Linked DNA regions of Homo sapiens: region 1 is linked to region 2. A link is a contact called in ENCODE Hi-C or POLR2A ChIA-PET data. All regions are on one chromosome and are shown on one strand. The core of a region is the stretch at or near the end of the contact, and the rest is flanking DNA. Distances in the headings are between cores, read along the strand shown. Region 1 has its middle 35 kb from the start of LINC03034. Region 2 overlaps TRPM1 (transient receptor potential cation channel subfamily M member 1).

Region 1 (3,075 bases), core at 528-3,027, 250 kb before region 2:
CACCACCCTCAGGGACACAGAACATATCACTAAGGTATGGCCTTAAAGGACTTTGCCGGCACAAGCAGGATGAGACCATGTGAAGGGGAGGCTCCAGGGAGGGAGCTCCCGGTGTGGGTGTGTGCGTGTGTGCATGTGTGTGTGCCTGCATGTGTGTGTGTGCGTGTGCGCATGTGTGTATTTGTGCGTGTGTGTGTATTTGTATGTGCGTGTGTATTCGTGCATGTGTATTTGTGTATTTGTGCATGTGTGTATTTGTGTGTGTGTGTATTTGTGTTTGCAGTGCAGCTTCTGCATGGCAGGTGGGCTCCAAGACTCAGGGTTTGGGCGGGGCCTAGAAAAGAGATGTTCAGGCAGGCGGCAGCATGGGAGTGGGGCAGCTGGTCTGGCAGCCCCTGAGAGGGCAGCAGCGGACAGGAGGAGCCCTTGGGGCTGGGGCTTTGCTGGGAGGCACCTGGCTCCTGCCCCACTGATGGCTGGGGTTCACTTCCTGGCCCTGCCATGGAGGCTGGGCCCTAAGCATGCCTCTAGCCCCCAACTCAGTCTCCAACCCATGAGTGGCCCCAAGTCCCCAGAACTTTGCCTTCTGAGGAGAACTGGCAGATCTGAGACTGGGCTGCGGGTGGGAGCGGGCAGGCCTGATCAGAGCACCTTCTGGAAGGTGGGGAGTCAGAGCAGGGCTTCCGGTCAGTAGCCCCGGCCCTAGACGCCCTTGGGGGACCTGTGCATAAAGGATAAAGAATGGTGGACTCCAGCCTGAGCTGCAAACTCGTGACATGCACCTCTTCGGGCTGAGAGCAGCTCCTTTTCAGCCCTCCTGATTTCTGGAGCCACCTTTGCAGCGGCCTCTGCCCTGCCATCTGCCTTGGCACATCACTGTATTCACCTCACTGCCCAGTTCTGCTCTGACGCCTGAGGGAGCTGCTCGGAGCAGGTCCCAGTGTACCCTGAGATCCCTTCGGCAATATAGCAGTGTCCCACGACTGGAGGGGGAGGGGGCAGGGCGTGAGGGAGCATGCAAGGTCCCGGACAGGGACTCGCTGCTTCTCCAGCCCCAGCTCTGAACAAGTGGGGACCCCAGCGCAGGTGTGAGACTCAGTCAGGGCTGCTCAGAGAGTGGAACTAACCCACTCAATGACAAAGAAACGAGGCCCCACTGTCCCTAAACAAACGCCACTCGTCCTCTGGCAGAGGGGTATCTTTTGGGGATTTGAACATGATCCCACCCTTCTTTTTCTTGCCTTTAACACAAACCACACAACAGCTGCACCCGCCTTGCAGACAGCAGGATCTGGGTTGAGCCCTCAGGCCCAGCTGCAGCGACATTGCGTGTTTTTGTCTTTTTGTGGTTTCTCCCTGGGGTTAGGCAATGTTTCGTTTCTCAGCACAACGACCCACTGAGCAGGCCTCTCTCCGCGGTGTCAACAGTGTCATCAGTGGAGGGGGCTGGGGCGGGGCGGGGGGGGGGTTCTGCGCTGTGCCTGCCTCTGGACTCCTTCCCAGCAGATTAACTCATTAGGAAGCCCCAGTGTTCCCCAGAGGTGCTGGGTGGAGGGGGACGCTGGCCGAGGGGTGTTCTAGTGAGATTAGGATATAGCCAATGCCTAAGGCGGTGTGCACTGCTCTGGGATAGGGGCCACGTTTATCACCAGTCGCCCGGCACTGGCATCTCAACTAAGAAGGCCCCAGGCTCTGAACCAGCAGCCCCTCTGACAGCTGGGCCAGACTAAGCTGGGGCCCCATGATGTCCCGGCTTCCTGGAAGTCAGCCCCATCCCAGTTTCTCTTCTGTCTCACCCTCTGCGTCCCCAGCTGACCCCGTGGCCTCCTCTGAGGGCTACCCAGGGAGTCCCTGCAGGTGCCAGGTGTTTACCACATGTCGCCTCACTTCCAAGATGCAAGGGGTCACTAGAGGGCAACAGCAAGGCTGTAACGTGGGGCTGGAGCCCCAGCCTGGTGACTGCAAGACCACCCGGCTCTCTCCTTGCACCATCAAGGCACATCAAAGGGCTGCCTTCACACCTGTGTGCTCGGCCAACCCATGCAGACTCCTGCACCCGGGTGTCGATGCCCCCTCAGCCTAAAAAGAGACTCCTGACCCTGGGGCTTGGGGCCTTCCCAGGGACTCCCCAGAGCTTCTGCCTAGACAGGCCACCCCATGCCAGACTCCAGGTCCCTGATCCTCCTGCCCCCCCACCAGACCCTGCCCTGTTTGGTGGCAGCCACAAGAGCTCTCACTGTGGAGAACCCTCCAATATCCTAATATCCCGCCCACTCCTGAGTGCTGTTCGGCGGCTGCGGTCAAAGTCCATTTCGACAGCCCCGTTCACTCTCCTAGCCTAGCTCACAGCTTGGGTGGCCTGAGACCCTAAACAAGGTCGGCTGGGAAAATCTATTGCTTCCCTGATATCAGCAATGCCGCAGCAGGCAAGGCCTTTGCCTTCCTCACCCCTTGCTGGCGGCCCAGTGTCTAGAGCACCACACCAGGAGGGAGGCCCCCCGGAAGGCCCTCGAATAGCAGAGCTGAACGTGCACAGCTGCCTGCCCCAGACCTCTCTCTGTGGCAGAAAACGAGCTGCTGCCCTAAGCCTCTGGGGTGGGCCCCTGTCCCTTGTAGCCAGACATTTTTCTAGCTGCTGCCCCAATGGACCCTGCAGACCGGGGGCCCTAGGACCACCGAGTGCAGAGGTGGGGGCGGGTGCCCTCTGCCCCCTCCACTCCCTGGAGCCCAGCAGTCTGGGCAGTGGGGTTACCCCCTAAGGGATGCCACAGCCCACCAGCTCCCCACAGAGGCGGCGTCCTGAAGCCCCTCTGTCACCGTCTCTTAGTTGTCCTTTCTGGCTCAGAGCATGCACAGGGAAAGGCAGGAGGCAGGGACAGGTCTGCAGGTGAGAACCACTGGAATGGACTCTGCCTGGGGATTATTTGTGGCCAGTCCTGGTGAAGGTGCTTCCTGAAATGCCTTCTCTCTGTGCCCCTTTGATACTCCCTACTCCCCTATCTCCCACAGTGGGGCCTTTCCTCCCGGCAGCCCCCTCCCAGTGCTTAGTCCAGGGTGGGGAGATGGGGATCATGG
Region 2 (2,854 bases), core at 219-2,718:
TTATCAGCTTGGGGTACAACATGAGGTCATATATCTTTTTTCTTTTTCTCTTCTTTTCTTTTTTTTTTTTTTAAGACGGAGTCTCGCTCTGTCACCCAGGCTGGAGGGCAATGGCATGATCTCGGCTCACTGCAGCCTCCGCCTCCCAGGTTCAAGCAATTCTCCTGCCTCAGCCCCCAAGTGGCTGGGATTACAGGCGCATGCCACCGTGCCCAGCTAATTTATTATTTTTATTTTTTAGTAGAGATGGGGTTTTGCCACGTTGTTCAGACTGGTCTGGAACTCCTGACCTCAGGTGATCCACCTGCCTCTGCCTCCCAAATGCTGGGATTACAGGCGTGAGCCACCGTGCCCAGCCAAGGTTATATATCTTTTAATATTAAATGAAATTATTCTTTGACCTCATCTCATCTGCTTATAATCTCATCTGTTTATTCCAAGAGTACCTTTTTCCCTTTCTATTGTCCCATAGCCCCACCCCCACCCCCTGCCTCAAGTCAGGTGCAGGAAATCCAGTGGTCTGGTGAAGTCCCTACCCACTGCATCAAAATTCAAGAGGGTGAAGTCAATCGTTGCTCTTTGCTTTGATTTGAGCCCCAGCTTTCTGGTTGGAGGATAGAAAACGGAAACTCTGAGGAACTGGAGATATCAGGGAGATAGTGAGAGGGGGAACTTGGAAAAGTAATGCCATAAAGTTATGAACTCCAGAGCTCACCTGCAGACTGTGTCTGTCAGGGGTGGAGGAGTCTGCTCCTTATTCACATACCAAAGGCATTGAATGGGGTGACATGAACAAAAGCAGGTAGAGTAAGGAACTCTGGAATTCTGCCCCACCATAAAAGCAACAACAAAGTTGGCAAAAACTGTCAGAGTCTATATCTTGTGGCACTCTGGAAATTAAGCAATGGCTTATTAAGCAACCTAGGGCATTCTTATTTAAACAAAATGGCTGGATCTTGATAAGAAAAGTGAGCTTTGTGACATTTTAACTTAGCCCTGTCCTATCCTCTGCTCTCCAGTTGAGTAGTCACCTTGAAAACAACAACCTGCATTCCTAGTACCAGTAGGAGCAGAAAGAATCTCATATGCAAAGAATTATAATTACTTGTTTTGTAATTACAGGGCAGCTCCTTGAAAGCCTAGCTGAAAGGTTCGTCTGTATTTCACCTGAGTTGGAACAGGCCCAGTACTAAAGCTTCTAGTTAGAAGGGGTGGAGGAAGGGTTGTCAAAAACATTTACAGGCAAAGGGTTTAGTGCTTGCTCCCTGAGGTGACGGATGACAGCTGGGGCAAACAATAGACTAACCAAAAAACTAGGGAGAAAAACTGATGTCCATAAGAGCTTTGAAAAGCTCTAACACATTCCTGGGAATTTAGAAAGCTATGTGCATGCATAGGGCTGTGTGTATACTCAGGAAGACCTGAGAAGGCTATAAGCTCATTTCTGGCTGACTTGATCTTGAGGCTCTGTGCAAGCAGGAAGTGAAAGCTAAAGCAAAGATGTAAACTGCCTGAGTGTTGAAGATGTGCCCCTATATACACATACAGCTTCTCAGAAAAGACTAGAAGATTTTGTTGTTTTTGTTCCACACATTTAAGGAAATCTCTAAGTATTAACTGACCACTAAGCTAATAAAATACAAACTTCAGTGGCCACACAACATAAAGAATATAGACTTTACAATATTATTTCAGAAAAATCACTAAGCAAACAACAACTACAAAAATCACTAAACAAACAACAAACAACAACTACACTAAACAAACAACAACTACACTAAGCAATAACAACAAGCCTGAGAGGGGAGAGAATCTGATTTCTAGAATTGCCACATTATAATACTCAACATGTCCACTTTTAAATAAAAATGACAAAACATGCAAAGAAATAAGAAACTATGGTCCACACACAGGAAAAAGGACAATCTTAAAAACCATCCCTTAGGAATCCTGGATATTAGATGTTTTAGCAAAGAGTTTAACTCAACTATTTTAGCTATTTTAAATATATTTAAAGACCTAAAGGAAATCATCTCTAAAGAACTAAAGGAAAGTATGAGAAGGATTTTTCACCAAATAAGGGACTATCAATAAAGAGGTGGAAATTATATCAAGTAGTAGACGAGGTCTCAAAAAAAAAGAGGTAGAAATTATATATATTTTTAAAAAAATAGGTCAGGCACAGTGACTCATGCCTGTAATCCCAGAGCTTTGGGAGACCAAGGAGGGAGGATTGCTTGAAGCCAGGAGTTCAAGACCAGCCTGGGCAACAGAGCAAGACACCATCTACATAAAATCATTTTTAAAACTGGACAGGCATGGTGGTGCATATCATGGCAACTGGCAGAGCATGGTGGTGCCGGTAGTCCTAGCTACTTGGGAGGCTGAGGTGGGAGGATTGCTTGAGCCCAGGAATTCAAGGCTGCAGTGAGCTGTGATCTTGCCACTGCATTCCAGCCTGGACAATAGAGCAAGACAGTGTCAAAAAAAAAAAAGAAAAAAAAAAAGAAAAAGAAAGAAATGAAGGAAGGGAAGGAAATTCTGACATTGGAAAGTACAATAACTGAAATGAAAAATTCACTCTAGAGGCCCAATAGCACATTTGAGCAGGTAGATTAAAGAATCAGCAAACTGGAAGATAAATCAGTTAAAAATTACCCAGTCTAAGGAACAGGGGGAGGAAATGAAGAGAAATTGAACAGTCTGAAACCTGTAGAACACCATCCAGCAGAACAACATAGGCATCATGAGAGTTATAGAAAGAGAGAAGGGAAACTGGCAGAAACAATATTTAAAGAAATAATGGCCAAAATTTTACAAATTTAATGAAAGATACGAATCTACATATCCAAGA

Evidence for each region. Hi-C counts contacts between places; a loop is a spot of excess contacts on that map. ChIA-PET counts read pairs that join two places held with the same protein, here RNA polymerase II (POLR2A). Pooled maps may share reads with other maps.
Region 1: a loop to region 2 is called in a pooled map, with 2.6 times the contacts of the local background. The contact joins two enhancer-like sites. A Hi-C loop is called at or near these places in 4 of 37 single-sample maps with no recorded cell type and 4 of 50 pooled maps. POLR2A ChIA-PET finds 5 or more read pairs at or near these places in 1 of 52 experiments (activated CD4-positive, alpha-beta T cell).

Annotation. Positions count from the first base shown.
Region 1 is chr15:31,264,818-31,267,892 of GRCh38, reverse strand. No RefSeq gene overlaps it. Among named protein-coding and RNA genes, the nearest start is that of LINC03034, 35 kb to the right of the region's middle. Within about 2 kb of position 1,777, at least 18 of the 41 ENCODE cell types and tissues checked have a DNase peak (open chromatin) inside an H3K27ac peak, as active enhancers do.
Region 2 is chr15:31,012,630-31,015,483 of GRCh38, reverse strand. All of the region lies in intron 27 of TRPM1 (transient receptor potential cation channel subfamily M member 1), which reads left to right. Among named protein-coding and RNA genes, the nearest start is that of TRPM1-AS1, 13 kb to the left of the region's middle. Within about 2 kb of position 1,468, at least 6 of the 41 ENCODE cell types and tissues checked have a DNase peak (open chromatin) inside an H3K27ac peak, as active enhancers do.